Regions from separate parts of the Homo sapiens genome. Here regions 2 and 3 are each linked to region 1. A link is an interaction called in ENCODE POLR2A ChIA-PET data of the cell type or tissue named here. Cell type or tissue: HepG2. All regions are shown on one strand. Links, peaks and the distances in the headings refer to the core of each region. The heading gives the core; the rest is flanking DNA.

Region 1 (10,723 bases), core at 2,461-6,460:
CAGCTACTCGGGAGGCTGTCAGCCACCACCTCGGGAGGCGGGAGAATTGCTTGAACCTGGGAGGCGGAGGTTGCAGTGAGCTGAGACTGCGCCACTGCACTCCAGCCTGGGCAACAGAATGAGACTTCATTTCAAGAAAGAAAAAAAAAACAAAAAATTACAGAGAGACAGATGAGAGGGTGACCACTAAAAGCACTTGAGCTGGCCGGGTGCGGTGGCTCACACCTGTAATCCCAGCACTTTGGGAGGCCAAGGTGGGCGGATCACGAGGTCAGGAGATCGAGACCATCCTGGCTAACAGGGTGGAACCCCGTCTCTACTAAATACAAAAAATTCGCCGGGTGTGGTGGCGGGTGCCTGTAGTCCCAGCTACTCGGGAGGCTGAGGCAGGAGAATGACATGAACCCGGGAGGTGGAGCTTGCAGTGAGCTGAGATCGCACCACTGCACTCTAGCCTGGGTGATAGAGCGAGACTCTGTCTCAAAAAAAAAAAAAAAAGCACTTGAGCTGAGCGGCCAGGATTGATTGGAGACCTGACTCTGCCCTTCCACCCTCTGGATGAACTTGGAGAAGCAACTTGACCTCTTCAAGCTTCAGTTTTCTCATCTGTAAAATACACAGTGAGGCTTAAAATGGGAGTAATGGGCTGGGCATAGTGCCTGCCACCTGTAATCCCAGCACTTTGGGAGACCAAGGCAGGAGGATCACTTGAGGCCAGGAGTTCAAGACCAGCCTGGGCAACATAGTGAGACCCTCCTATGTCTACAAAAATTTTCTCTGTAAATTAGCCACATGTGATGGAGTGTTCCTGTAGTCTCAGCTACTTGGGAGGCTGAGGTGGGTGGATCTCTTGAGCCCAGGAGTTCTAGGCTGCAGTGAGTTATGATTGCACCATTGCACTCCAGCCTGGGTAACAGAGAAAGACCCTGTCTCTTAAAAAAAAAAAAAAAAATTGAGAGGGCAGGGTGAGTGTGGGGAGGGAGAGCATCAGGAAAAATAGCTAATGCATGCTGGGCTTAATACCTATGTGTCGGGCTGACAGGTGCAGCAAGCCACCATGGCCCACGTTTACCTATGTAATAAACCTGCACATCCTGCATACTAAATTGCATACAATTTTGAAATGCAGTAGTGTTAGTAAATGGCTTAGTGGAGTGCTTGGCCTTGGCTGAGAGCCTTCAGTAAATGGTCATGACAAAGCCAGGGTCTTCTGCAAAGGCAGGGGGTGAGGAGAGGCTCAGATAGGGGTGCTGGGAGGGAACTAGTTGTTTTTTTCCCTTTGGTGAAGGTAAACCAATTTATCAGAAGAAAATCATCCATGCCAATGACACTAACCCTGTCCCAAACACCAAGTGCTAGGATGCCAAAGAGAAAAAATAAAAAAAAGAGAGAGGGCTGAAGATGAGGTTTGAGAAAATTAAGAGGCAAAAACTTAAACCCACTTGGGCTCTTTCTGCTCAAATCCCTTCAGAATAAAAAATGTGGGACAGCTTGTCTGCCTGCCCACGACTGACGTTGATCATTTTTTCTGGATCTGGAAGCAGAACCAGGGGTAAGGAGAACATAATATTTGGATAGGACAGAAAGTTGGTTTCTCTCATTAACCAGGAGTCCACCACTGCACGAAGAAGGGCAATAGGCTTGCCAGCCGCTCCCCATTCCCAGCCATTGGTGCATTGGATGATGGTGTCACTGCTCCTGCCGTGGTAAATCTTGTGGGTTGGGTCTGATTCCCCAAATCACTCGTCAGCACCGCAGAGCCGCTCCCTGCCCTCTCCAAGCACGCACCAACACCCATCGACTCACCAGGACCCCTGCTCACTCAGGAGCTCGTGGTGTGACTTTACTCTCCAAATAACCATTGACAGCACTCTGACATTCCCAAGTGCCCTCCACTGCTCTCTAGATCTTAGCCAGAATCACCCAACAACTGGCTGGGCCCCCAACATCTGCAAACCTCTGTCTCCAAGCCATTCATCCATGTGTTCTGTCACTCACCAATAGAGGCATTCCCCAGCCTCAGCTGCAGCAACTCCCAGGAGAAACCACCTACTCACACAAGTGGCCTGCGTCAGCTCACAGACCTATGACTAGCCCAAGTCTCCAAGTCATTGGCCAATGCTGCTCACGTGCGTGTGTGCCACATACCTTTCCCATCATCTTCCACTTGCCTACAGGTGCCACCCACTGAAATCCTAACCTCCATGGTCATAGTATTAAGAAATGAGGCCTTTGGGAAGTGAGTAGATTATGAAGGTAGAACCCTCATGAATGGAATTAGTGCCCTTATAAAAGAGACCCAAGGGAGCTTGTTTGCCCCTTCCACCACACAAAGGCACAGTGAGAAGGTACCATCTATAAGGAACAGGCCGTCACCAGGCACTGTATCTGCCAACACCTTGATCTTGCACCTCCCAGCCTCCAGAACTGTAATAAATGTTGTTTACAAGCCCCCGGTCTAGAGCAAGCCACAGAGACTAAGGCACCCCCAAAGTTCATGTGTGCCCTATTTGGAAATAGTTTTCCCCAGTTTATATCTCTTCTATTTGGAAATACTCTATTTCCAAAGTAATTTGTAAGTTGCTTTGCACATGTAATTATAATAGTTAAGCTAAAATGAGGTCATACTTATTAGCATGGACCCTAAACCCAATGACTTGTGTCCTTATGAGAAGAGGAAAGAGACCCAAGCATGGTGGCCTGAACCTGTAATCCCAGCTACTTGGGAGGCTGAAGCAGGAGGATCACTTAAGCCTGGGAGTTCTAGACCAGCCTGGGCAACACAGCCAGACCCTGTCTTTTAGAAAAAAAAAAAAAAAAAGAGGAGAAGAGAAGACACACAGACACACACAGGGTCACGTGAAGATGGAGGCAGAGATTGAAGTGGTGCAACCAGAAGGCAAGCAATGCCAAGAATTGTGTGTGTTACTGTTAGAGTAGGTAGCCAGGCAGCCATGAGCAAGAAAGGAGAGGGGATTTCCCCCCCAAGGAATGCCAGGCAACCATCAGGTGATGTCAGGCAGTTGTTAAAATTGTCTCTCTAAAATAATAATTGGTCACAGCTGGTGCCAGGGAAAGGCCATCTCCCAACAGACAGAAAACACCTGAAGTTATCAGCGGTTTCCCGATGAGATCTCAGGAGTTGGGCAACTGGGCTCAAGCATGCACATTAAGAGGCAAAATGGCGGAGTCTAACTGGTATATGACCTTCCTCTAGGAACACTCAACTGGTGAGGGAAAAACATCTCAAATAATCAGGCCCATGACTTCTGTAAATACACTGTGTTTGCAGCCTCTCCCAAGCGCTGGCAGGCCACTGCGCATGCGCACAACCTGCCCTGAGGGAAAATGAAGGGAGGAGAGACATAAAACCCTGGAATATGCCAACATATAAAACCCCGGAACATGCCAACATATAAAACCCCAAATCAAAGGTCAAGCGGTGCACTTGGATCTCTCAAATCACCCACTTGGCCGTCTTCCAAGTGTCCTTTACTGCCTTTCATTCCTGCTCTAAAACTTGTTAATAAACTTTTGCTCCTTCTCTAAAACTTGCCTCGGTCTCTCACTCTGCCTTATGCCCGCTGGTGGAATTATTTCCTCTGAGGAGGCAAGTATCAAGTTGCTTCAGACTCGTATGGATTTGCTACTGCTAATGATACAGGAGTGAAGAAGAAATTATTTAGGCAGATAGGGTAAGGAAGTCCTCGGTAAGGTTTTCCTTTTAATGAAAAGCAACCCCCAAATCATTTTCTTTTCTAACAAGGAGCAGCCAGTAAAATCGAGCTGTAGACATAGTCAAGGGAGCTGGAAGCTTACACGGGTGAATGCTGGCAGCTGTGCCCATAGGAAAAGGCCACCTGGTCTAGGTATGTTCAAAATGGCGGCTCCACGCTCCCTTCTCTTTGCCAGCCATGTGTACAGTAAGGAGAAGACAACATGGCGCCGCCCAAGTGGAAAGTTCATTTGCATGATAAGATTAGGGTGGGGTGGCCAGCCTTCCCATGCACTATGCAAACGTCACACCTGCTCCAACCAATCTGTGGGCCCTATGTAAATCAGACACCACCTCCTCAAGCTTGTCTATAAAATTTGGTGCAGTCTGCCACAGGCCGGAATTCCCATTCAGGGACTTCTCGAGAGAGACCGAGAGAGCTGTTCCCTTTTCTCTTTCTTTTGCCTATTAAACCTCCACTCCTAAACTCACTCCTCTGTATGTCAGTGTCTGTGTCCTTAATCTGCTTGGAGAGAGACAACGAACCTTGGGTATTTACCCCAGTCAACAACACTACTTCACTAACACTACCAGAAGCTAAGAGGCAAAGGAGTCTCCTCTAGAGCCTTAGCAGGGAACAAGGCCCTGTTGACACCTCGATTTTGGATGTCTGGCCTCCAGAACCGAAAGAGAATACATCCAGAACCGAGAGAGAATACATTTCTGTTGCTTAAGCCATCCAGTTTGCACCAATTTGTTAGGCAGCTCTGGGAAATGAATGTAATGCCCTAGGGCTTCAGGAGACTCCACTGTCCTTCCAGTAATTGTTTGTTTTGTGCTTACATAAGCTTGGATGGGTTTCTGTACCTTTCAGCCAGACTAATCCTTGGAGAATTGTGAAATGAGAGAGGGGAACAGGCCTGGCGGTTCCTAACCGTCCCTGCTTATCACAATCAGGTGCAAAGCTTTAAAAATTGCCAATGCTCGGCTAGGCGCGGTGGCTCACACCTGTAATTCCAGCACTTTGGTAGGCCGAGGCGGGCAGATCACGAGATCAGGAGGTTGAGACCATCCTGGCTAACACAGTGAAACCCAGTCTCTACTAAAAATACAAAAACAAAATTTGCCGGGCATGGTGGCGGGCGCCTGTAGTCCCAGCTACTCAGGAGGCTGAGGCAGGAGAATCACTTCACTTGAACCCCGGAGGCGGAGACTGCAGTGAACCCAGATCTCGCCACTGCACTCCAGCCTGGGTGACAGAGCAAGACTCTGTCTCAAAAAAAAAAAAAAAAAAATTACTAATGCTGAGATGGATCAGGTGAGGCAGGAGAATATGGTCTGGAGGCAGGGAACCTAGGGCCAACTTCCTAGAACTAAATCAAAAGAAAAACCCCAACTTTCCACACATAAGTAACAAAAGGACTGGAGGCTACTCCCTTTGCAAACCCTCCTCCTTTTCTGTGTGTCACATGAGAAATTGAAAGTATATCTGATTGGTCGCAGAAAGCAACTGCAAAAGCTTTCTGCGACCAATCAGACTAATTGTGGGCCACTACTTCATTTACATAGGGTGTACACCAAGTAGCCAACGGGAAACCTCTAGAGGGTATTTAAACCTCAGAAAATTCTGTATTGGGGCTCCTGAGCCCCTATGCTCAGGCACACTCCCACCCTATGGAGTGTACTTTCATTTTCAATAAATTTCTGCTTTTGTTGCTTCATTCTTTCCTCGCTTATTTTGTTTGTGTGTGCATTTTGTCCAATTCTTTGTTCAAAACACCAAGAACCTGGACACCTTCCACCAGTAACACAGGGACTCCCTTTTGGGGTCTGTGGGAGACCCCCACCCCAAGCATGGAAATAAAGGAAAATCTTGAGTTCCCTCAAAGGAAATTCTAGGCACCTAGCTAGCCTTGAAAAGTCAATAAGCAACTTATCAGTAAGAAGGTAATAGTAGCCTAAAACAATAGCCAAGGAAGTTAGAATCTGGAGATGTTTTGTTTTCTATAGAAACTGAAGATAAACATCTTAGCATATATGTCTGAGTTGTTTTTCAGAAACCCAGGACCCTACCAAATGGATCCACTGGCATATAGACGTCAGATAAAGGAAGACTAAGGACTGAATTCTGACCATCTTTCCTTGTTCTAAGTGTCTTCCAGAGAGGCCTGGAGGGAGTCACACCCATGGGCCAGGGATGCCATTCTTTTCTGCTGACCCCCGATTTTTATTATTTTTATTTATTTATTTATTTGAGGCAGAGTCTTGCTTTGTCGCCCAGGCTGGAGTGCAGTGGCACAATCTTGGCTCACTGCAACCCCCCTCTCCCGAGTTCAAGCAATTCTCCTGCCTCAGTCTCCCGAGTAGCTGGAAGTACAGGCAGGCGCCACCACACGCGGCTAATTTTTGTAATTTTAGTAGAGACGGGGGTCTCGCCATGTTGGCCAGGCTGGTCTCCAACTCTTGGCCTCAAGCAATCTGCCCACTTCGGCCTCCCAGGGTGCTGGGATTATACGCGTGAGCCACTGCACCTGGCCTTGACCCCCGATTTTTAAACAAAGCTTCTCTTCCTTAACCAATTGCAAATTAGAAAATCTTTCAATCTACCTATGACCTGTGAGCCCCAGCTTCAACGTATGCAGCCCTTTTAGGCCAAAATTGATATGTAATCTCAATGTATTGATTTACAATTTTGCCTGTAACTTCTGCTTGACTGAAATTTACCCCTGCCTTTAAAAACCTGCACTGAAATCGCCATTGCAAAATTATAAGAGACAGTGAAAGAGATCTGACCTAATCAACTCCATCTTGCTTCTAACCTCCAAGCTGTCCTTGTTCATTACTGGGCATAGGCTGAACTAACTATGGGAGGAACTTACTTTATCATTTAAAACAAAGACGATAACAGCCTTTTCCCAAAACAAACTCCCTTCTTGCCTGGGAACTAGACTGCATTTGTAGGTGATACGGTTAGGCTTTGTGTCGCCACCCAAAACTCATCTTGAATTATAATCCCCATCATCCCCACGTGTCAAAGGAGAGACCAGGTGGAGGTGACTGAATCACGCAGGCAGTTTCCCCATGCTGTTCTCGTGATAGTGAGCGAGTTCCCATGAGATCTGATGGTTTTATAAGGGTTGGGCAGTTCCTCCTGCGTTCATTCTCCTTCCTGTCACCTTGTGAAGAGAGTGCCTTGCTTCTCCTTCACCTTCCACCATGATTGTAAGTTTCCTGAGGCTTCCCCAGCTATGCCGAACTGTGAGTCAATGAAACCTCTTTCCTTTATACCCAGTCTTGGGCAGTTCTTGACAGCAGTGTGAAAATGGACTTAACAAATTAACCAGAAGATTAGGAATTATGATAGTGAGTGAGTTCCATGAGATCTGATGGTTTTATAAGGGTTGGGCAGTTCCTCCTGCGTTCATTCTCCTTCCTGTCACCTTGTGAAGAGAGTGCCTTGCTTCTCCTTGACCTTCCACCATGATTGTAAGTTTCCTGAGGCTTCCCCAGCTATGCCGAACTGTGAGTCAATGAAACCTCTTTCCGTTATACCCAGTCTTGGGCAGTTCTTGACAGCAGTGTGAAAATGGACTTAACAAATTAAGCACAAGATTAGGAATTATGGTTTAGGAATCATGCAGCTGGAGGCTACAAGATGCTGACCCTCCCCAGATTACTCCTGAAGATAACACCACTATTGTAAAAACCAAGATCAATGCTTGAGGTATTTTGCAGACCGTGCACTTGATGGGTCAGTGGGTACCACCCAGATAAAGTGGCTCATCTGACCTTGTGGCCCCAACCCAGGAACTGACTCAGTGCAAGAGGACAGCTTCGGCTCCCTGTGATTTCATCTCCGACCCAACCAATCAGCACTCCATTCTCACTGCACCCCCACCCCCATCCACCAAATCGTCTTTAAAAACTCTGATCCTGGAATGCTCAGGGGCACTGATTTGAGGAATAATAAAACTCCAGTCTCCCTCAGCCGGCTATGCATGAATTACTCTTTCTCTATTGTAATTCCCCAGTCTTGATAAGTCAGGTTTGTCTAGGCAGAGGGCAAGGTGAACCTGTTGGACAGAACATTACCTATAAGCCATTGAGGAGGTCAGGCTTGAAGCATTAGCTGCCCAGTCCTCCTGGCTTGGAGCCTTGCAAATAAACTGTTTCCTTTTTACCACTGCAAAAACTCTGGGGAGACAGCTGGTCTTACTGTGCCAGGAAAGCAGACCCTAGTTGTATTAGTCCATTTTCACGCTGCTGATAAAAACATACCCGCAACTGGGTAATTTATAAAGAAAAAGAGGTTTAATGGACTCACAGTTCCACGTGGCTGGGGAGGCCTCACAATCACGGCAGAAGGCAAAAGGCACGTCTTACTTGGCAGCAGGCAGCACAGAAAATGAGAATCAAGCGAAAGGGGAAACCCCTTATAAAACCATCAGCTCTCATGAGACTTCTTCACTACCATGAGAATAGTATGGGGGAAACTGTCCCCCATGATTCAATCATCTCCTACTGGGTCCCTCCCACAACACACGGGGATTATAGGAGCTACAATTCAAGATGAGATTTGGGTGGGAACACAGCCAAACCATATCACAAGTTGAGTTCTATTACAATGCCAGAGTCCAAAGCCAACAATGCCAGATCAATTGCATTGGGGTTTCTAGTGGGTGGAGAATAGACTTTGGTACTTTTCCCTCATTCCTTCGTTGTTTTATGTTTGACATTTAACTTTTTTTGGTAACAGCTTTATTGCAATATGATTCACATACCATGCAGTTCATCTGTTCCAAGTGTATTTGCAGAGTTGTGCAACCATCACCACAATCCATTTTAGAACATTTTAATCACCCCCAGAAGAAACCCCATACCCACTAGCTGTCGCTCTCTTTCAACTAGGAAAGTCTATTCACTCGTTTATCCTTAGGGCCTACACAGTGCTGGGCACCTAGTAAATGCTCACGAAAGCTAGAGGATTCAGTTCTACTGTCATTGCGCACACTACCCTTACAACAAGACTGTGTGGAAGACTCCTACACCTTGCCTTTGTTATTTATGGGATATTCACAACAACCATGCGGGGGGTAGTATTATTGGCCTCATTTTCCCAACAAGGAATTCAAGGCTCAGAGAAATTAAGTCGCGAACTTTCACGAAGTTCACCTGCCTGCTAAGGCTGAATTCAAACCCAGATTGCTGCACTCTAATTACTAAAGTAGTAGTTCTTATGTGGGAGCTGTAAGCTGCAAAGTGTCTGAGAAGGTCTCAATCAATCTGGAGGTTTATTTTGCCAAAGTCGAGGAGGCACCTGGGAAAAAGAGACACAGGCAGCAATAGGATCCCCGGCCTGTGCTTTTTTCTGCAGAGGATCTTAAGGACTTCAATATTTAAAGGGGAAAGAGAGGGCAGGAAGGGGAGGATTGCATTCTCTGGCCCTCAGTGAATTTGCATTTTACATAGGATAAAGGAAACGCGGAGTAGAGGAGGAAGTCAAATGTGCATTTGTCTCCGGGTGGGCGGAGGGACGATGATTTATAGTCTTGTCTTAGTCCCCTACCTGTTAGGATAAGCTGTTAATTTACATTGACAGGGTGAGGGAGGCCCCTGGGAAGATAGGTGGCCTTTCTATCTTGCAGCTATCTGTTTAGGAAAAAAAGAAAGGCAGTTTTGGCTGGGTGTGGTGGCTCACACCTGTAATCCTAGCACTTTGGGAGGCTTGAGGTGGGTGGATCATGAGGTCAGGAGATCGAGACCATCCTGGCTAACACGGTGAAACCCCACCTCTACTAAAAATACAAAAAATTAGCCGGGCGTGGTGGCAGGTGCCTACAGGCTCCCAGCTACTCGGGAGACTGAGGCTGAGGCATGAACCCGGGAGGCGGAACTTGCTGTGAGCAGAGATCGCGCCACTGCACTCCAGCCTGGGGGACAGAGCGAGACTCCGTCTCAAAAAAAAAAAAAAAAGTAGGTTTTTGTATGACTCATAGTTCCCAAGCTTAACTTTTCCTTTTGGTATAGTGAATTGGGGTCCTGGGACTTTATTTTCCTTTCATAGGGCAATGTTGCACACCCCCCTGACCTCGCTTGGGGTACATTCAGCAACATCTGTACATCTATAGACATTTTTGGTTGTCACTGTCAGAAGGGTTTGAACTACAGTGACTCCATCTTGAATAGGGGCTGGGTAAAATAAGGCTGAGACCTACTGGGCTGAATGCCCAGGAGGTTAGGCATTCTAAGTCACAAGATGAGATAGGAGGTCGGCACAAGATACAGGTCACAAAGACCTTCCTGATAAAACAGCATTAGTAAAGAAGGCTGCCAAAACCCACCAAAGCCAAGATGGCGATGAAAGTGACCTCTGGTCGTCCTCACTACTCATTATATGCTAATTATAAGGTATTAGCATGCTAAGAGGTACTCCCATCAGTGCCATGACAGTTTACAAATGTCATGGCAACATCAGGAAGTTACCCTACATGGTCTAAAAAGGGGAGGAACCCTCAGTTGTGGGAATTGCCCACCCCTTTCCCAGAAAACTCATGAATAATCTACCCCTTGTTTAGCATATAATCAAGAAATAGCTATAAGTACAATCAATCGAGGAGCCCAAGCTGCTACCCTGCCTACAGAGTAGCCATTCTTTTATTCCTTTGCTTTCTTAATAAACTTGCTTTCACTTTACGGACTCGCCCTAAATTCTTTCTTGCTCTTGGTCCAAGAACTTTGGGGTCTGGATCAGGATCCCTTTCAGGTAACATCACCATTGAGGGGTAGCGGAGAGGTACGTTGTGCTAATGGCCTGTAGTGGGTAGAGGCCAGGGATGAAACTCAACATCCCACAAGACACAACACAGAGCCCCGTACCCCCAACAAAAAATGATCAACCCCAAAGGAAGATACTGACATTTGTCAACCCCAAATGTCAATAGTTGAAGGTTGGGAAACGCTGCTCTAAGGCTCATCATGCTGCACTTGTAGCTCAGTAAGAACTGCCAC
Region 2 (10,723 bases), core at 5,099-9,098, 81 kb before region 1:
GCTAAACCCAAACAAAACACAATCCACTCACCTGTTATATTCCCTGGGTTAACATCAAGGCTCATGGATATCCCTATGCAAATATTTATTGAGCACCTACTAAAGGACCTAGGGAGCCACATAAAACGTCTCCAAGATGCCTGCCTTCCCTAAAGGGGCCTCACAGTCTGGTGGAGGGAGTGGGGGAGTGGGGGCTGGAATGGAAATTACGCATAAAATAATAATTATAATTATTATTTGAGACAGACTCTTGCTCTATCACCCAGGCTGGAGTGCAGTGGCGTGATCTCAGCTCACTGCAACCTCTGCCTCCTGGGTTCAAATGATTCTTGTGCCTCAGCCTCCCGAGCAACTGCGATTTTACAGGCATGCGCCACCACGCCTGGCTAATTTTTCTATTTTTAGTAGAGACAGGGTTTCACCATGTTGGCCAGGCTGGTCTCAAACTCCTGACCTCAAGTGAACCACCCACCTCAGCCTCCCAAAGTGCTGGTATTACAGGCGTGAACCACCGCACCCAACCCCATGTAAATTATGATAAAACTATGTGCCTAGTATAGCCACAGAAATGTGCACAGGATTTTGACATGCAATAAATTGCATATATTTGAGTATACACATTGGTGTGTTCTGAAATATGTATGCACCTGAAAATACATTTCTATCAGTGCCCAGGATATTTAAGAAGTTCAAAACTCAACCCGAAAGTCAAGGAAGGCTTCCTAGAAGAGGCGACACATGAGGAGCATGTGAAAGAATATGAAAAAGCCAGGTGCAGTGGCTCACGCCTGTAATCCCAGCACACTGGGAGGCTGAGGCAGGCAGATCACGAGGGCAGGAGTTCGAGACCAGCCTGGCCAATATGGTGAAACTCCGTCTCTACTAAAAAAAAATACAAAAATTAGCTGGGCGTGGTGGCGGGCACCCATACTCCCAGCTACTCAGGAGACTGAGGCGGTAGAATCACTTGAACCTGGGAGGTGGAAGTTGCAGTGAGCTGAGATCGTGCCGCTGCACTCCAGACTGGGCGACAGAATGAGACTCCGTCTCAAAAAAAAAAAAAAAAGAATATGAAAGAACTGGAAGGCAATGGTAATTGAGCAGGGGAAGAAGGAATGAGGAGAAACAGCCAGGCACTTGTAGGGGAGCTAGAGGGAGTCTGGTAAGCCTGGGTTGAAAGGTGACGAGTGGAAGGGAACCTACCTGGACAGACTGAAATAAAGGGGCTAAGTCACAGACGGCTTTTGCAAGATGTTAAGAAACTTAGTGGCAATGGGAAACCATTGGAGAAAGTTAGGGAAGAGAGTGATGTGATATGATGGGCTCTCCTGCTTAAAAAGCTGGTCCTGGTGGCCATGGACAGGCAGAGGAAGGACAAGGCCTAAGATGGGGAGCTCCTGCAGCAATGCAAGAAAGAAAGGAAGGTGGAGGCCAGGTGCAGTGGCTCACGCCTATAATCCCAGCACTTTGACAGGCCAAGGTAGGCAGATCGCTTGAGCCTGGGAGTTTGAGACCAGCCTGGGTAACATGGAGAAACTCCGTCTCTACTAAAAATAGAAAAATATCAGCCAGCTGTGGTGGCACATGCCTGTGTTCCCAGCTACTCAGGAGGCTGAGATGGGAGGATCACCTGAGCACAGGAGGCAGAGGTTGCGGTGAGCCAAGATAGTGCCACTGCACTAAAGCCTGGGTGATGAAGTGAGATCCTATTTAAAAAAGAAAAGAGACCAGGCACGGTGGCTCATGCCTGTAATCCCAGCACTTTGGGAGGCCGAGGCAGGCGGATCATGAGGTCAGGAGATTGAGACCATCCTGTCTAACACGGTGAAACCCTGTCCCTACTAAAAATACAAAAAAATTAGCTGGGCGTGGTGGCAGGTGCCTGTAGTCCCAGCTACTCGGGAGGCTGAGGCAGGAGAATAGCGTGAACCTGGGAAGCAGAGCTTGCAGTGAGCCGAGATCACGCCACTGCACTCAAGCCTGGGCGACAGATCAAGACTCCATCTCAAAAAAAAAAAAAAAAAAAAGAAAAGAGAAAGGAACGTGGCCTGAATTAGAAAGTGAGAATAGGCCAGGTACAGTGGCTCACACGTATAATCCCAGCACTATGGGAGGCCAAGGCAAGAGGACCACTTGGGACCAGGAGTTCAAGACCAGCCTGGGAAACACAGCAAGACCCTACCTTGACAAAAAAACTTTTTAAAAAATTAGACTGGTGTGGTGCAACACATCTGTAGTCCTAGCTACTCTGGAGGCTGAGGAAGGAGGATCACATGAGTCCAGGAATTTGAGGCTGCAGTAAGCTATGATCACGGTACTGCACTCCAGCCTGGGCAAGAGAGTGAGACCTTGTCTAAAAAAAAAGAAAGTAGGAATGAAGATGGAGGGAACAGAAATGGACTCCAAAAATATTTAGAAGGCAAACTTACCAGAACTTGATGAATTATGACTTTTCGGGGCAGGGGAGAGAGAAAAAGGAGGTGAGGACATCTTCTGGGGCTCTACCTTAGGCAATTGGGTGCCGCCACCATCCCCATCACCAGAGATAAAGACTTCCAGAAGGTGGCTGGGTGCAGTGCCTCGCACCTGTAATCCCAGCACATTGGTAGGCCAAAGCAGGTGGAATGCTTGAGCCCAGGAGTTCCAGACCAGCCTGGGCAACCTGGTGAGACCCTATCTCTACAAAAAATACAAAAACTAGCTGGTCATGGTGGTGTGTCTGTAGTTCCAGCTACTCGAGAGGATGAGGGGCAAGGAGAGGTCGAGGCTGCAGTGACCCATGACCATGCCACTGTACTCCAGCCTGGGCAACACAGCAAGATCCCGTCTCAAAAAAAAAGGACAATCAAAAGGAAAACTCGGCCGGGCGCGGTGGCTCACACCTGTAATCCCAGCACTTTGGGAGGCCGAGGCAGGTGGATCACGAGGTTAGGAGATCAAGACCATTCTGGCTAACATGGTGAAACACTGTCTCTATTAAAAATACAAAAAATTATCCAGGCCTGGCAGCGGGTGCCTGTAGTCCCAGCTAGTCAGGAGGCTGAGGCAGGAGAATGGCTTGAACCCGGGAGGCGGAGCTTGCAGTGAGCCGAGATGGCGCCACTGCACTCCAGCCTGGGTGACAGAGCGAGACTCAAAAAAAAAAAAAAAACAAGTAAAACTCTTGGGTAGGTGGGTGGGTTAAGGAGAGATAACAAACCCAGTCTCAGACATTCACAGCTTGACATGTCCATGACACACCAAGATGCAATATCGCAGCTGAAACTCAGGGTTGAAATTGGGTCAACAATATCCATTTGAAAGTCATGCGTCTATAGCTGGTTTTTCTCTTTTCCTCGTGACCATGGAAGAATCGCCTAGGGACTGTGTATGGAACAGTGAAGAATGCCAATATTGGAAAGGTGGGCAGTTTAAGAAATGGTAACCGAAGGAGGCAGAGAAGAAACAGAGTGAGAGAGATGAGAATCAGGAAGACTGTGCTGTCCTGGGAGTGGGCGGTTTCAAGGGAAAAAAGGGAAACATTCCAGTGTCACAAGGATGCAACAGAGAAGCAGGGAAGATAAGGGCTGGAAAATATCCACAAGGCTGAGCGAAAGTCGGTCACTGGCGGTGTGAGCAAGAACAGTTTCTACACAGTGGAGGAGGAAAGACGAAGAACTGAGTGCAGGAGTAACTGGGAGGTGAAAAAGAGGAAAGCGATGGAATTCTGGAGAATTACCTAAAAGACGATGAAATAAATTAGCCAACAGCTAGAGGATGTGGGCGGTAGGGGCCTTGGCTCTCAGGACTTTGAGCTGTTTCACAGCAGAGGTGAGGGAAGCAATTTTTTTTTTAAGAGATAGGGTCTCAATCTGTCAACCCAGCTGGAGTGCAGTGACACAATCATAGCTCACTGCATCTTTGAACTCCTAGGCGGCACTGATCCTCCTGCCTCAGCCTCCTGACTAGCTGGGACTACAGGTATAGGCCACTACGCCAAGCTAATTTTTTTTTTAAGAGATGGGGTCTTACTATGTTGCCTAGGCTGGTCTCAAATTCCTGGGCTCAAGCGATCCTCCTGCCTTGTACTCCCAAAGCACTAGGATTCTAGGTGTGAGCCACCACACCCAGCAAGAAAGCAGACTTCTATTAACAGTTGGGCTAACGGTTTGTATACTCCCTGTTGATAGAGGCTGTTTGATGTAATCACCTATTTTCTGAATTTATTTGAGGCTCTGAGCTTGTCAAAAGGGCATGAGGAATCCAAGTAAGATTGTGTCCAGGCCAGACTCAGTGGCTCGCATCTGTAATCCCAGCACTTTGGGAGGCCGAGGCGGGCAGATCACAAGGTCAGGAGTTTGAGACCAGCCTGGCCAATATGGTGAAACCCCATCTCTACTAAAAATACAAAAATTAGGCGGGCGCAGTGGCAGGTACCTGTAGTCCCAGCTACTCAGGCGGCTAAGGCAGGAGAATTGCTTGAACCCAGGAGGTGGAGGTTGCAATGAGCTGAGATCGTGCCACTGCACTCCAGCCTGAGTGACAGAGCGAGACTCCGTCTCAAAAAAAAAAAAAAAAAAGATTGTGTCCAAGGCCGGGCGCAGTGGCTCACACCTGTAATCCCAGTACTTTGGGAGGCCAGGGCAGGTGAATCACCTGAGCTCAGGAGTCTGAAACCAGCCTGGCCAACACACTGAAACCCCATCTCTACTAAAAATATAAAAATTAGCCGGGCATGGTGGTGTGCGCCTGTAATCCCCACTACTCGGGAGGCTGAGGCGGGAGAATCACTTGAACCCAGAAGGCAGAGGTTGTAGTGAGCCGAGATCGCACCACTGCACTCCAGCCTGGGTGACAGAGTGAGACTTCCTCTCAAAAAAAAAAAAAAAAAAAAAAAAAAAAAGATTGTGTGCAAGGTCCCTTCCTTCCCTCAAGAGAACTTAGAGGCTGGTGTGTATCCCTGGGGACAAAAGAATGAGCAAAAACCATCACTTTCTAAGATATAACCAACAAGCTATATAGTTTTGGTTAAAACATGAAATCATTAGGCTAAACATGTAAGTGTCAACACAGACACCACCACTAACTTCTGGTGGAAGTTAGTGAGCCTCACCCATGTTGAGCCAATGACAGAGGTGGGCCTAATTCATGCAGAACCAGGAAATGCACAATTGTACCTAGATTCAAGCACAAAACTTACCGATAACTCTGCATTTGTTGGGACTCATATTCACATCCTTTCTCCCTCCTACTTTTTCAATCCTTTCCCTCATTCAGAGAAAACATGCTATTTCCCGACCCACTCATCCCTCTGGAAAGCAGATTCTCTGAAAGTTTGATCAAGGCAGAAAGGCGAAATGTCATACAAAGCTGGCCAGACGTGGTGGCTCATGCCTGTAATCTCAACACTTTGGGAAGCTGAGGCAGGCAGATGACTTGAGGTCAAGAGTTCAAGACAAGCTTGGCCAACATGGTAAAATCCTGTCTACACTAAAAGCACAAAAATTAGCTGGGTGTGGTGGCAGGCACCTATGATCCCAACTACTCGGGAGGCTAAGGCATGAGAATCGCTTGAACCCGGGAGCCAGAGGTTGCAGTGAACCACGATCACACCACTGCACTCCAGCCTGGGCAACAGAGCAAGACTCCATTTCAAAAACATATAAACAAAAAATAAATAAATGTCATATAAAGCTAATGATTTGTAGTTTTGCTTGTTTTTTCCAGACATGCATTCATTTTTCCATCTTCTGTGACAGCACAATATTCCCTTGGGAGAATACCCTACTCATTTCATGAGTTCAGAGGGATCTGACATCATCCTCCACACCTGGGAAGAGGCATATGCCTATTCACGACCTTAGTGATCAGCTCATGGGTGGGCCTAACCCACGATGAGCCAGTGACAGAGGTGGGCCTAATTCACGCAGAGCCAATGATAGGGTGAGCCTAACCCCCATGCTCAGCCAGTGACAGTCACGGATCTAACCCATGCTGAGCCAATGATTGGCTTAAGGATGGGCCTAACCCATACTAAGCCAGTGAGGGCCCAGGTCCAGACCTTTTGCATAGCTGTCAAAAATGAAACTCTCTTTCCACTAGGGTTGGTAAGGTAAGCCTGAAGCTGGAGGTAAGCCTGAAGCCGGAGGTAAGCCTGAAACTGCCGGTGGTCATCTTGCTATCACAAGGGAGAGCCTGCCTCAGAGTGAAGCCAAAACAGAGGAAAGCTGGGCCAAGGGATGGAGAGCCTGGGTCCTGACAATATCATTTGAACACCTAGATGCAGCCACACCTGATTTAAGGTTATGAGATAATCAATTCCTTGTCTTGGTTATACCAGTTGGGGTTAGATTTCTGCCACGCAGGAATCTTAATGAATGTATGGAATCAACGACCTTACTTGCTCAAAGTCAAAAGGGTAGAGTGGTGCCTGGCGCAATGGCTCATGCCTGTAATCCCAGCCCTTTGTGAGGCCGAGGCAGACAGATCACTTGAGGTCAGGAGTTTGAGACCAGCCTGGGCAACATGGTGAAACCCCGTGTCTACTAAAAAAACAAAAACAAAAATCAAACGGGCACGGCGGTGCGTGCCTGTAGTCCCAGCTACTCAGAAGGATGAAGCAGGAAAAATCACTTAAGCCTGAGAAGCGGAGGCTGCAGTGAGCCAAGATCACTGCATTCCAGCCTCCCAGCCTGGGCGACAGAACAAGACCCCATCTCAAAAAAATAAAAAGGGGGTAGAGTGTTAATAGCAGTCATTAACAAGGCCAGGAGCAGCATAAACCTAGGCCAAGGAGTCCCTGCTCAAGCCATAAGCTCTAATGAGCCCAGATCTCATGTAATATGTACTCATCAAACCAATTCTATAGCAACAATAGCCCAGGGCCAAGGCATCTATCAATGAGCACTGTGTGGCCATTAAGATATTGGTGGCTGGGTGCGTTGGCTCATGCCTGTAATCCCAACACTTTGGGAAGCCAAGGCGGGTGGTTCACCTGAGGTCAGGAGTTCAAGACCAGCCTGGCCAACATGGTGAAACTCCATTTCCACTAAAAATACAAGAAATTAGCCAGGTGTGGTGGCAGGCTCCTGTAACCCCAGCTACTCGGAAGACTGAGGCAGGAAAATCGCTTGAACCCAGGAGGCGGAGGTTGCAGTGAGCCAAGATCACGCCATTGCACTCCAACCTGGACGACAAGAGTGAAACTCTGCCTCAAAAAAAAAAAACAAAAAAAGACATTGGTGATACTATTGAGGGCAGTCTCAGTCCCATGGTATGGAAGGTTGTCAGCATACAATAAAGTGCGGAAGTGAGGAACCAGTAACAACAAAAGCAGAATGACTCCTCCTGAGGTTTGGAAAAAGATGTGCAAGATCCAATGTGATCAGGCCCCTGCATAGTTTTCTACACATTTCTTACCCTACCACCTCTCATTCACTTATGTCCCAGCCACACTGCCTTCTTTCTCTTCCTTGAACACCCAAGCCTGGCAGGGTGCTGTGGCTCATGCCTGTAATCCTGATACTTTGGGAGGCCACAGCGGGTAGATCACTTGAAGCCAGGAGTTCGAGACCAGCCTGGCCAACATGGTAAAACCCCATCTCTGCTAAAAATACAAAAATTAGCTGGGCATGGTGGCACATGCCTGTAATCCCATCTACTCAGGAGGCTGAAACAGAAGAAACTCTTGAACCCGGGAGGTGGAGGTTCCAGTGAGCAGAGATCCTGCCACTGCACTCCAGCCTGGGTGACAGAGCAAGACTCCATCTCAAAAAAAGAAAAGAGTAATAATAATAATAATAATAATAAAAGAAAAGAGCCTCTTAAAACACTGTTATCTTGGCCAGGAAGGTTTAAAAACTTAATCCTCAGGAAAGAAATGAATCTGAGATGCTTTAGGAGGTGCGTCTATTGTGGGGCAGGTTCTAATTACAACGGGCCAATGGGAGGGATCTGGTTTTGGATTTCAAGGACTGAGGAGAAAATAAGCAGAGAACTGGATTTGTATCACAGCCTGCAAAATCTTTCACTCCAACCAAGAGACAAAAACCACAGGAACAGCATTTCAACCAAAAACTCTTACATTTTAAAAGCAATCCTTAGGGAAGAGAGATGCTGGAAGCAAAGAAGGAAGAAGTAACAGCTGCACTTCACTTTATCATAAAACAGCAATCTTTTTTTTTCTTTTTCTTTATTATTATTATACTTTAAGTTTTAGGGTACATGTGCACAATGTGCAGGTTAGTTACATATGTATACATGTGCCATGCTGGTGTGCTGCACCCACTAACTCGTCATCTAGCATTAGGTATATCTCCCAATGCTATCCCTCCCCCCTCCCCCCACCCCACAACAGTCCCCAGAGTGTGATGTTCCCCTTCCTGTGTCCATGTGTTCTCGTTGTTCAATTCCCACCTATGAGTGAGAATATGCGGTGTTTGGTTTTTTGTTCTTGCAATAGTTTACTGAGAATGATGATTTCCAATTTCATCCATGTCCCTACAAAGGACATGAACTCATCATTTTTTATGGCTGCATAGTATTCCATGGTGTATATGTGCCACGTTTTCTTAATCCAGTCTATCATTGCTGGACATTTGGGTTGGTTCCAAGTCTTTGCTATTGTGAATAATGCCGCAATAAACATACGTGTGCATGTGTCTTTATAGAAGCATGATTTATAGTCCTTTGGGTATATACCCAGTAATGCGATGGCTGGGTCAAATGGTATTTCCAGTTCTAGATCCCTGAGGAATCACCACACTGACTTCTACAATGGTTGAACTAGTTTACAGTCCCACCAACAGTGTAAAAGTGTTCCTATTTCTCCACATCCTTAAAAGTATAAGATTTTTGCCTTTGCCATTCAAAAATGTCAGAGAGAGGCCGGGCACGATGGCTCACGCCTGTAATCCCAGCACTTTGGCAGACTGAGGTGGGCAGATTGCTTGAGCCCAGGAGTTTGAGACCAGCACAAGGTGAACCCCGTCTCTACTAAAAATACACAAATCAGCAGGGCGTCACGATGCACGCCTGTAGTCCCAGCACTTTGGGAGGCTGAGGTGGGTGGATTGCTTGAGCCCAGGGGTTCAAGACCAGCCTGGGCAACATGGTGAAACCCTGTCTCTACTAGAAACACAAAAATTAGCCAGGTGTGGTAGAGCGCACCTATAATTCCAGCTACTTGGGTGGCTGAGGCCCAAGAATTGCTTGAACCCAGAGGCAGAGGTTGCAGTGAGCAGAAATTGTACCACTGCACTCCAGCCTGGGCACAAGAGCAAGACTCTGTCTCAAAAAATAAATAAATAAACAACATGAAAACGTCAGAAAGTTCTATTGCAGTACTCTCTGTGGCAGAAAGCAGGCAACATGACTTGCAAGGGTTCTCTTATTTTATCAGCATTAAGTACTGAATTTGACCTTCTGTTTGCTGTGTGCTAGACATTTCAAAAATTGTTTGCAAACATTATCTTCTTTAAGCTGTGTGACTGTAAGAGATGGCTAAACAGGACAACCACTCTGTTTCTTGGAAGCAGAAACACCGTATGCCTTGGCCATCTCTAAATGTGCATGTGAGCAGCAGAGGCAAACTAGATCCAAGTTCAAGGGATCTTTGCATTCAAGTCCAAGGCTTCCCAGGGGTTGCAAACTGACTGACTGCAGATCAGATTCACTTGTTTCATTTGGTCCAGTTTTGTTTTTTTTTTTTTTGTTTTTTTTTTTTTTGAGTCGGAATCTCTTTCTCTGTTGCCCAGGCTGGAGTGCAGTGGTGTGATCTCAGCTCACTGCAACCTCTGCCTCGCAGCTTCAAGCGATTCTCCTACCTCAGCGTCCCTAGTACCTCGGATTACAGGTGCATGCCACCACGACTGGCTAATTTTTTGTATTTTTAGGAGAGACGGGGTTTCGCCACGTTGGCCAGGCTGGTCTCGATCTCCTGACCTCAGGTGATCTGCCCACCTAGGCCTCCCAAAGTGCTGGGATTACAGGTGTGAGCCATTGCACCCGGCCCTCACATAGTGTTTTAAAAGGCACTGTAATAGGCAAGTGTTAATGCCTGGTCTCAGTATATACAACTTTGCACCTGCTATCTTAAAAATGCACCCCACATGCATTTATTTCATCTGTGTGCCACTAACCTGCGTTCTTAATACGCCACCACACCATCATGCCCCAGCAGCTCTGTAGACAAATCTGATGGGATCATGCAAGGAACAATGACAAACTAGGACCCAGTGGTACAAAAAGTATCTATTTTGCACAACAGAGATCTATGCCTCCTTCAAAAATTTGTTTCCGGCCGGGTGTGGTGGCTCATGCCTGTAATCCCAGCACTTTGGGAGGGTGAGGCAGGCAGATCACCTGAGGTCAGCAGATAAGAGACCAGCCTGGGCAACATGGTGAAACCCCATCTCTACCAAAAACACAAAAAAATTAGCCAGGTGTGGTGATGCACACCTGTGGTCCCAGCTACTCAGGAGGCTGAGGTGGGAGGATCACTTGAGCATGGGAGGCGGTGGTTGCAGTGAGCCGAGATCGCCCCACAGCACTCCAGCCTGTGTGACAGAGCGAGAACCCGTCTCAAAAAAAAAAAATTGTTTCCACATGCTTTTTTTTTTTTTGCATGTTTTACATGATTAAAGCTAACAAAAAAGTCTGAAAATACACTCGAGACACACACCTCTGATTTTAAAACTCTGGAAAAAAGCAAAGCAATCTCTTTCAGCTTTCCTCTGAGAGAAGA
Region 3 (10,723 bases), core at 3,717-7,716, 87 kb after region 1:
GGAGGCTGAGGCACAAGAATCACTTAAACCCGGGAGGCAGAGATTGCAGTGAGCTGAGATCGAGCCACTGCACTCCAGCCTGGGCAACAGAGCAAGACTCCTTCTCAAAAAAAAAAAAAAAAAAAAAAAAGATAAAAAAAAGGAAATTTACCAACATTTCTTGAGCCTTTTAAAACTTTTTTAAGGCTCCAATAAGATCATTAAGTCCTTTCTGGAATAAGGAGAGGTAGTAATAAACAAATTCTTTGTTGCTTTCAAATCAGTTTATGCGTTACTCAAGAAAAGCAGTTAAAATAACTTTACATTAAATTTCATTTGATCAACCACTTTATTCAAACACCTTGGCCCAGAATGACTTTGGTTATTCCAAAAAGCAAACTCCGTCTAAGGCAAAGTTTTATCACATTAAGGATATTCACAAGACTTTGCCACAGATTGGGACTGCAGTTCCCAGGTGGGACTTCCAGAAAGATTGCATTTGAATTACGTGTGTGTTATTTCCAGGGTGAGACTTTGAAAGAGATGACACAAGAGTTCCGGCAAATTATTTAACAAATTGTAATGTCATTTTACATTACTCAGTGTCCTCTCCCCAACACTTCAAAGTGACCTTCAATGAATCACCAAACCATGCTGTCATATTTCTTCCAATGACAAGCAGAAGGGCTCCGATTGCTTTCTAAGGCCCTTTGGGACCATATGAGAGAATAAAGTATATACTTCCTAATTCAAAGCAAATCATTAGGGCTGTGGAATTAAAATTGTGGAAATTGATAAACCTATAATAACAACAATTGCCCGGTTAAAATTGCATAAACAACAAATCTTTTTCGGCACTTCTGTAGGTTCATTCTGTTACTCAAGGTCCATTTGTTCTGAAATATCCCCCATCCCTGCAATCTCAGAATGAGTTCATGAAAACAGACAATTATAAATCTATCCTGAGCTATGATTCATGCATCTTAACCGACTCCCTAATTCTTCCAATTTACAAACCAATTCAGAAGTCAGTCAAGGGCCCAGGTCACGCAAGGATGGTTAGAGGAGCAGATGGAGCTGCTTAAAACCATGTGCTTGGCGGGGTTAAAATGATGAGAATCCAGAGGAAAATAAATTGGGCCTGTCTAAAGTAATATTTCAGTTTTTAAAAACTGCTTAGCCTGAAAATCATGTGCCTCATTTAATTCCCTGCAGGCTGGAAATTTGACAGGAGAGATAAATTGCACCAGGAACATTATTTTCATTCAGAAAGGTAAGCCCAAGAAATAGGGTGGGATATATCCTCATCTGAATGAGGGTGGTCTGCGGAGGGGGGACGCAGGGAAGAGCAGCCAGGGGAAAAACAGGATGTGTGCAGGCGTGAACGGGTCCAGTTCAATGTGAAGTCAGAGGGAGAGTCAGATCATGGCAGAAGAAGGAAGGAAGCAAATCTGGAAGCATTCATGTCGGACTGAAAATCCACACCAGAAGGGAGATGTGGCTCTAAACAGGGATCTCAAGCACAAAGGCAAAGCATCAGTACTGGAAATCCTTAGGGGATTTAAAAAAAGATTAAAATGCATACTCTGTTCAGATTTCCTTGTTTTTCCGCCAATGTTCTTTTTCCATTCCAGGATCCCATCGAGGACAGTGCATGACATTCAGTCCTTGTGTCTTCTTAGACTCTTCTACACTGTGACAGTTTCTCAGGTGCAGTAGCATGATCTCAGCTCACTGCAACCTCCGCCTCCTGGGTTCAAGCGATTCTCCTGCCTCAGCCTCCCGAGTAGGGGGCAGTACAGGCATGCACCACCACGCCTGGCTAATTTTGTATTTTTAGTGGAGACGGGGTTTCTCCATGTTGGTCAGGCTGGTCTTGAACTCCTGAACTCAGGTGATCTGCCCACCTCAGCCTCCCAAAGTGCTGGGATTACAGGCATGAGCCCAGCCTGCCCTTGACAGTTTTAAGGGGTACTGCACAGGTATTTTGTAGTGGAATACCCTTTAATTTTGAGTTTTTCTGATGGTGAGACAAGTTGTGAGTTTGGAGAGAAGACTGCAGAGGTAAGTCACCATTCTCATCACTTTCTTCTTTTTTTTCTTTTTTTTTGAGATGGAATCTCATATTGTCACTCAGGCTGGAGTGCAGTGGCATGATCTCAGCTCACTGCAACCTCCGCCTCCTGGGTTCAAGCGATTCTCCTGCCTTAGCCTCCCGAGTAGCTGGGACTACAGGTGTGTGCCACCATGCCTGGCTAGTTTTTGTATTTTTAGTAGAGACAAGGTTTCGCCATGTTGGTGAAGCTGGTCTCAAACCCCTGACCTCAGGTAATCCACCCGCCTCAGCCTCCCAAAGTGCTGGGAATACAGGTGTGAGCCATGGTGCCCGGCCACCATTCTCATCACTTCACATCCGTGGTACATCCCATCAAGATGAGTTGGCACTGTTGATGCTGACCTTGAGCCCCTGGCTGAGGGAGTGTCTGCCAGGTTTCTCCATTGTAAAGTTTCTCCTTTCACTTCCTCTTTGGAAGGAAGTCACTATACACAGCCCACACTTATAGGGTAGGGAGTTATGAGTGCTTCCTTGAGAGTGGAGTATGGTGTTATTTTTATAATTAAAGAAAAAGATGCCTGCAATGGAAGATGAAGAGGATCACCTGCTGGTGGAGCAAAAATCCAGAACCTCGTGTGTGTCTCAGCTAGAACTGGTGGTTTGGGAAGGGTCGACTGCCCAGCAGTGCAGCGGGAGATGCAAAACCTGAGGGTTCAAGTCCAAAGGTTGACCTGGCTTTAAAAGCCAATGATGTCGAAAAAACAAAACCAAAAACACTGAGCACAAAAGCTAGGCAATGGTGCAGCCAGTTGGGATACTTTTCATAGGCACTGATTTTTACTCTCTCTGGAATTCCTTTCAAAGACACAGGGTCTGCTGGTGGATGGTCGCTCCTCTGCAGGGACTGGGGCACATGGCATGGCCTCCTATGTCATTTGGGGGCTCTTTGTTTATTCAACATGCCCGCCACACACCAGGCAATATTCTAGGAGCTAGGCATGCAGAAATGAAACATCCATCCTCCTGATGAAGACAGACAGCAAGCCAAAAGATAAACAAACAACATCATTTAGGTGGACAGGGCTAGGAAGAGAGTAAAATGCCATTACGGGGGTAGACAGTGATTGATCCCGGGGACTCCTCCAGATAGCGGGGTCACAGAAGACCTCTATGAGAAAGTGGCATTTGAGCTGACACTGAATGACCAGCAGAAGCTGGCCTGGGAAGACGGAGGGGGAAGAATGCTTCAGATAGAGGATCCACGAGTGCAGAAGCTGTGAGAGGTGACAACACAGTGAGATCCTGTCTCTAAAAGAAAGAGAAAAGGCAGATGTGGGTGGAGCAAAATGAGGAAGGGAAGGGGTGTTCCAAGATGGAGAGACAGGAAGTGGCCCCATGATGCCCGGCCTATAGGCCACACTGAAAAGTTTGGATTTTAGTCCTAGTGGTCAACCTATTGATGGTATTTCAATTTTAATTTTAAAAAATACAATCAGGCTGGGCGTGGTGGCAGGTAATCCCAGCTACTTGGGAGGCTGAGGCAGTGAGCCAAGATCTCACCATTGCACTCCAGACTGGGCAACAAGAGGGAAACTCTGTCTGAAAAAAAGAAAGAAAGAAAAAAAAAAGTCACTGTGTTTCCCATGAGAGTGTGATCTACTAAGGGAGCAAGTATAGAAATAGGAAGACCTGCTACTGCCTCAAAGAATTGTTAAAGGATCGAACGCCTACTAATGTGTGCAAAGCCTGGGACATAGCAGGAATGCAGTAAATGCAATAAAAGAAAATAGCTGCAGTAAGTGCTATCAGTAAATGCACTACTGGACTGGGCGTGGTGGCTCACGCCTGTAATCCCAACACTTTGGGAGGCCGAGGCGGGAAGATTACTTGAGCTCAGGAGTTCGAGACCAGCCTGGGCAATATATCAAGACCTCATCTCTACAAAAAATACAAAAACCAAAATAGCCGGGCATGGTGGGTGTGCCTCTGGTCCCAGCTACTCGGGAGGCTGAGGTGGGAGGATTGCTCAAGCCCAGAAGGCGGTGGAGGTTACAGTGAGCTGAGATCATGCCACTGCACCACAGCCTGGGTGACAGAGCAAGACCCTGTCTCAAATAAATAAATAAAAATAAAAAATAAGAATAAAAATCAATAAATACACTACTGCACTTATGCAGATGAACTTCACTTCTTCCGACTTAGCCACACACAACTTTCCAGCATCACAGATCTTTGCAGAGGGTGGGACAGCCGGGAAGGTGCTGTTCGCACAGAATTGGCTGAATGACCAGGTGTTTGATGGATGAATCCCAGGTAGCCAGGGCGTCTCTGGGCACACGCACCCAGGATCACACCTGGACAAGAAAGTGGGGTCTAAAGTAGCAGTCCGAGGCTGGGTGCAGTGGCTCATGCCTGTAATCCCAAAACTATGGGAGGTTGAGGCAGGAGGGTTGCTTGAGACCAAGAGTTGAAGATCAGCCTGGGCAACATAGCAAGACCCCATCTCTACAAAATTTTGAAAAATTAGCTAGGTGTGGTGGCATATGCCAGTGGTCCCAGCTACTCAGAAGGTTGAGGCAGGAGGATCACTTGAGCCTAGGAGTTAAAGGCTGCAGTGGGCCATGATCACGCCACTGCACTCTATTTTGAGTGACAGAGATCCTGTCTCCAAAAAATACATATGCCAGTGCAGGCCTGGTATGTGTCCTGAGAGTTCCCTGCCTGGCATCTCTTGAAGTGGGCACCAGTAACCAGAAGCTGAAGTCCTGGTTTGGCAAAGGATGGAGGAAAAAGATATTGGATCTGGAGGGCTGGGTGCAGGTGGCTTACACCTGTAATCCCAGCACTTGGGGAGGCCGAGGTGGGCAGATCATGTGGTCAGGAGATCGAGAGGATCCTGGCTCATACGGTGAAACTCCGTCTCTACAAAAAATACAAAAAATTAGCCGGATGAGGGCGGGCGCCTGTAGTCCCAGCTACTCGGAAGGCTGAGGCAGGAGAATGGCGTGAACCCGGGAGGCGTAGCTTGCAGCCAGCCGAGATCGAGCCACTGCACTGCAGCCTGGGCGACAGAGCAAGACTCCATCTCAAAAAAAAAGATATTGGATCTGGAATGGATCGCTGAAAATAAAAGAAAACTGGGGTGAAAAAGAAGTGTACATGGGATAAACTGGAGGTAATGAGTTATGTTTGGGGGAAGATAGAAAAAGTTAGACTCTGTGGCGTGGGAGGAGCAGAGTAAATGTCAACAGTCCCCTCGAGCCTGGAAAACTCCACCATGAGTCATGGAGGACCCACGTCAGAAAATAGCTATTTTGAGCCCAGCTAGAAAGTTTGGCTCTGTCTGCTTTTCCTGAGAGTGGTGAGTGGTTGACCCAGGCTGTAAGCTCTTCAGGTCATTGCTTCCCCAAACAAAATTTCAATCAAGCGAGTGCCATGACCCTGCACAGAAGTCCAGAACTAAACCTCGATGTGGGACTGGGCTTGCCAAACCAGAAGGTCTGTTCTAAGAGAAAGAAGCTGGAACCTGCGAGGGGAATTTTGCCAATGGGAGGAACAGCAATTTCTCCAAAAAGAGGGGGTAGGAACAGCAATTTCCCGTTCCTGGAAGGTCCCCTATACATTTTGTTCAGAGCATTTAGATTCTAAATGTCACAGTGTGATGTCCTCATGTGCAATGGACATTTGTTGATTTGCCTCCCAGTATCCATTCACCTTTCTTAGGTAATAGGACCTGTTTCCTTTGGGGAACCAACTGGCACCACCGCTCCCAGGACTTGCAAATTTAATGGGGCTTACCCTACCCAGGTGTGGCCTAAGGTGCTCACTGTGTTCCCTTCCCGTTCAGATTCAGATAGATATAGGATCAGATACACACCAGAAGTAGTCAGACCCAGAACTTTGCTGTGAACCCCCCTGGGGGAAAAGAAACCCTGAATCCTAAGAACAAAGCCCTCATGGAGGGGATAAAAGCTGAGGGATAAACAGATAGACTTTGGACTCCTGCCTCAACCACCCCTAGAGTGTAGAAACCCCGGTTAGTACATTCCTTTTTTTTTTTTTTTTTTTTTGCATATGCAGTTTGGGTTGAGTTTTCTGTTGCACAAAACCAAGAAAGTCACACAAATACTATATATCTTTGTTTTTTTTTTTTTTGAGACGGAGTCTCGCTCTGTTGCCCAGGCTGGAGTGCAGTGGCGCGATCTCGGTTCACGCCATTCTCCTGCCTCAGCCTCCGGGGTACCTGGGACCACAGACACCCACCACCACGCCCAGCTAATTTTTGTATTTTTTTTTTTTTTTTAGTAGAGATGGGGTTTCACTGTGTTAGCCAGGACGGTCTTGCTCTCCTGACCTCGTGATCCACCCGCCTCGGCCTCCCAAAGTGCTGGGATTACAGATGTGGGCCACCGCGCCCAGCCCCACAAATACTATGTATCTTTTAAGAGAAACGCATGATGAGAAGCAGCAGGGGGTCAACATGCATCTGGGGTGTTAGAACCCAAGAGGCAGTAGACAGTCATCTTGTACCTCCCCTGCCTGCTGTCAGAATGCTAATGCACTGTCTCCTAAAGCAGGGTATGAAAAATATGGCCCCAAGGCCATCTCCAGCCCATCACTTCTTTTTGTGCAGCCTGTGAGACAAGAATGGCTTTTACATTTGTGAATATTTGGACGGGGGGCAAGGGGTCAGCGTGGAATCAAATGAAAACTGCAAAAAATTCAGATTTCAGCATCTATAAATAAAGCTTTATTAGAACACATCCATGCCCATTTGTTTAGGTACTGTTGATGACTGCTTTTGTGTTACAGCAGGGCTGAGTAGCTGGGACAGAGACCATACTGTCAGAAGCGTTTGAACCAGAACAACACCATCTTGAATAGGGGCTGGGTAAAATGAGGCGGAGACCTATTGGGCTGCATTCCCAGGAGGTTAGGCATTCTAAGTCACAGGATGAGCTAGGAGGACGGCACAAGATACAGGTCACAAAGACCTGACCGATAAAACAGGTTGCGGTAAAGAAGCTGGCCAAAAGCCACCAAAACCAAGAGGGCAACGCACATGATCTCTGGTCATCCTCACTACTCATTCCACACTAATTATAATGCATTACCATGCTAAAAGACCCGCCCACCAGCGCCAGGACTGTTTACAAATGCCATGGCAATGTCAGTTACCTTATATAGTCTTAAAAGTGGAGGAACCCTCAGCTGTGGGAATTGCCCACCTCTTTCCCAGAAAACTCATGAATAATTCGCCCCTTGTTTAGCATATAATTTAGAAAAAACTGTTAAGCATTATGAGTTGAGCAGTCCAAGCTGCTGTTCTGGCTGTGGAGTAGCCATTCTTTTATTTCTTTACTTTCTTAATAACTTAAGAAACTTAATAAATAAACTTGCTTTCATTTTACTCTATGGATTCGCCTTGAGTTCTTTCTTGCACAATATCTAAGAATCCTCTCTTGGGGTCTGGATCGGGACCCCTTTCCTTTAACAATATGGCCCTCAAAGACAAAAATATTTACCATGAGTCCTTTAAGCAAAGGTTCACAGACTCCTGCCCTAAAAGATACTGTAATTCTAAGACATCCAGGAAAGAGACATTCTGTAACTTGTCTTTTATAAACTAAGATATTAAAGGCTTTAAATTTCAATCTTATGCTGGCAAACTTGATAAAACAATTGGTTTTTCCTGCTAGGTAAGATGGCAAGAATTGCTATTATTTTATATAAGGCTGTTTAGAAGAAACCCTTACTAAAGCTTTTAAGGTTATAAATCAAAAGTACCGTCTAGAATTCAAATAATATGAATTCAAATTATAGAATTCAAGGGCAATAGCAATGATATATTCAATCTTAGTAATGGTTATTCAGCCCTATTTTCCCATTATCATAGAAATTCCCTTTTAAACATCTTCTATATTTTGAATAATCTGAAAAACAATCTGTCATAATGAAATGAACTTTACAGTAATAATAATAGCTATTTGTTAAATCTTTACTATTTGCCAGGCAGAGTTCTGAGCATTTTACTTACATTAACACATTTAATGGCTCCAACCATGCTGTCAGGTAAGTAATATTATTATACCCATTTTGTAGATGACAAAACGAAGGCACAGAGACAGGTTAAGTAATTTGCCTAAGATCACACAGCAAATATTGGGGCCAGGATTCAAACCCCAGTAATCTAGACCCAGAAACTGAACTATGCTAGGGGTTAGACCATCTCAGATTTATTTAAAAGAGGTGGAAATGACAATAATATTTCACTATAGTTTAGAATTTAATTGATATCACTGTGTAACATACACCTTTTTTTCCCTCAGAAGTATTTCTGGACCACTAACACGATCATGTTGATACAATGGAACTCACATCCCCTCTCCATATTTGATTGGATCAGGTGTCAACATCTGGCCCAAGCTGGACCAATAGGCTCCTTCCCTGAGCTTTTGGTGCTGAGATTAAGATTCCAGTCTCAACCTGACTTCTGTCACTCTCCCATGAGATAGAAGAATAGAGGAGACATGGAGAAAAACAGTCAAGAGGTAGAGGTGGTGGGAGGGACCTCCTTGATTCACAATGGACTCTATCCCCTTCCTGAATTCCAGTGGAACCATGGCCCTGTGTTCTGTGAGACACCCTAGAATCCTTCAACAATATCCACTTTTGGCTGAACCCAGTGGGTTTTGGTCACCTAGAACCAAAAGAATCCTCAAACGTAACCCGATTAAGAGCAAAACAACCTGGCTTTTTTTTTTTTTTTTTGAGATGGAGTCTTGCTCTGTTGCCCAGGCTGGAGTATAGTGGCACGATCTCGGCTCACTGCAGTCTCTGCCTCCCAAGTTCCAGCGATTGTGCCACCACACCTGGCTAATTTTTGTATTTTTAGTAGAGACAAGGTTTCACCATGTTGGCCAGCCTGGTCTTGAACTCCTGACCTCAGGTGATCCACCCACCTCAGTCTCCCAAAGTGCTAGGATTACAGGCATGAGCCACTACACCTGGCCAACCTGCCATTTTATATATTCTCTGAGTCATCAGCATGGGCCTCTCAAATGATGGACTTGCTGGATTTCTGTTTATTTCCTTTGCTGTGCACTAAGTAGGTCAGCTCCCAAGAATGACTAGTTTGGAGATGGAGGGACTAGTGGAATATGCTTAGAATGGTGCCTAAGCCAAGCTGGGAACCAACAAATTGGTTTTGGGCTCTACTTTAGTTTTTCTTGTTGTTGTTTGTTTGCTTTTTTTTTTTGGCCTGGGGGGGAAAAAACCCACAAATGTCTTTCCCCAGTTTCCTCCAGTAACACAGATGGAAATAGTAGTTTATACTTGGGATGGTGCTCGGGGAAATAGTGTCTCAGAACCAATTACTGAAATGACCAGAATGGATATAAAATGTGGCTGCATAATTTCCTAAGTCCCATTTCTCAGGGTAAAAATGGTTCAGAGACCATCCAAATGCTTCTCCGAAGAAATTACACAAGCGAGATGGAAAAAGAAAGTATTGGTTTCTCAGCGCTGGTAATAATTAGGACTTGAATGAGTGGTGATAAACCCATTTACAGACAGGAAGTGTGAAGGCCTGAATGGCCAGGAGATTTGCTAAGTGATGACAAGATCAAGATCAGGCCTCTGGCCTCTGAGCCCAGCTCCCTAAGCCTAGTGAACTTTGAATGACACCTGATTTTTTGCCCCATCCAGCACCCATTTTCTGAATGCAATTTGGAGGAATGAACATACGACCCAGAACCTGGCCAATCAGAATATTCTACCGCCACCTCTTCCCCTCTCCCCCACCATGGTAATCAGTTCAGCCATGGGCAAATTATCCAAGTTGAGGCAATAATACTCAGTCCCATGACTTCCATTGAAACTTCTAATGAAACGATCTCTCTCTGTTGGGATTGCTACCTGATGGCTAATGTAAGCTTAGAGCCACTGGGATTGCCATATGGAAAGCATCTGCCCGAGAGTGAAGCCAACACAAGTAGATGCAGAAAAACTGAGTCCTACTGATGGCATTTGATCCCTTGGATCCAGCCACGCTGGATATGGGATATGGGAAACCTTGAAGTACAGTGACTACTGTGGATAAGGGGTCAATGGGTAAGTGGTTTCCTTGTGGGATGATGAAAATGTTTGGCATCTAGAGGTGATGGTTGCACAAGACTGTGAATGTACATAAAGCCACTGAAGGGTACACTTTAAAATGATGAATGCTATGTTATGTGAATTTCGCCTTCTTTTTTTAAAAAAGGGGAAAGAGGCCAGGTGCGGTGGCTCACGCCTGTAATCTCAGCACTTTGGGAGGCCAAGGTGGGCAGATTACCTGAGGTCAGGAGCTCGAGACCAGCCTGGCCAATATGGTGAAACCCTGTCTCTACTAAAAATACAAAAATTAGCCGGGTGTGGCGGTGTGTGCCTGTAGTCCCAGCTATTTGGGAGGCTAAGGCAGGAGAATCGCTTGAACCCAGGAGGCGAAGTTTGCAGTGAGTTGAGATTGCACCACTGCACTCCTGCCTGGGCAGCAGAGCGAGACTCTTTCTCAAAAAAAAAAAAGAGGTTGGGGGAAGAGCATAATTTTAACCACGCAGATATCAGAGATTTCACAAAAGGAGTGTCACTGAAGCTAGATATGGTGGTCAAGAGGCAGGAGAAGGGGGAGATGCTTTCTAGGCCTAA

The links. ChIA-PET counts read pairs that join two places held together with the same protein. Peaks named below come from ENCODE experiments on the same cell type or tissue, not always from the same donor. Only the 100,000 strongest peaks of a DNase experiment are listed, where the experiment ranks them.
Region 2: POLR2A ChIA-PET joins it to region 1 with 5 read pairs; 12 of 35 experiments call an interaction of 5 or more read pairs at or near these places.
Region 3: POLR2A ChIA-PET joins it to region 1 with 8 read pairs; 4 of 35 experiments call an interaction of 5 or more read pairs at or near these places.

The regions. Positions count from the first base shown.
Region 1 is chr16:15,570,325-15,581,047 of GRCh38, reverse strand. All of the region lies in intron 3 of MPV17L-BMERB1 (MPV17L-BMERB1 readthrough), which reads right to left. All of the region lies in intron 3 of BMERB1 (bMERB domain containing 1), which reads right to left. Among named protein-coding and RNA genes, the nearest start is that of MIR6506, 35 kb to the left of the region's middle. RefSeq lists an enhancer at 1,402-1,902. In HepG2, for the core only: no CTCF peak of the experiment used is centred there; DNase peaks (open chromatin) are centred at 4,057, 4,567 and 5,207; H3K4me3 peaks cover 1,408 bases.
Region 2 is chr16:15,653,585-15,664,307 of GRCh38, reverse strand. All of the region lies in intron 1 of NDE1 (nudE neurodevelopment protein 1), which reads right to left. Among named protein-coding and RNA genes, the nearest start is that of NDE1, 8.7 kb to the right of the region's middle. RefSeq lists a silencer at 10,702-10,723. In HepG2, for the core only: no CTCF peak of the experiment used is centred there; no DNase peak of the experiment used is centred there.
Region 3 is chr16:15,484,285-15,495,007 of GRCh38, reverse strand. The region is part of intron 1 of MPV17L-BMERB1 (MPV17L-BMERB1 readthrough); the gene reads right to left. All of the region lies in intron 1 of BMERB1 (bMERB domain containing 1), which reads right to left. Among named protein-coding and RNA genes, the nearest start is that of BMERB1, 55 kb to the right of the region's middle. RefSeq lists an enhancer at 267-1,466. In HepG2, for the core only: no CTCF peak of the experiment used is centred there; a DNase peak (open chromatin) is centred at 5,327.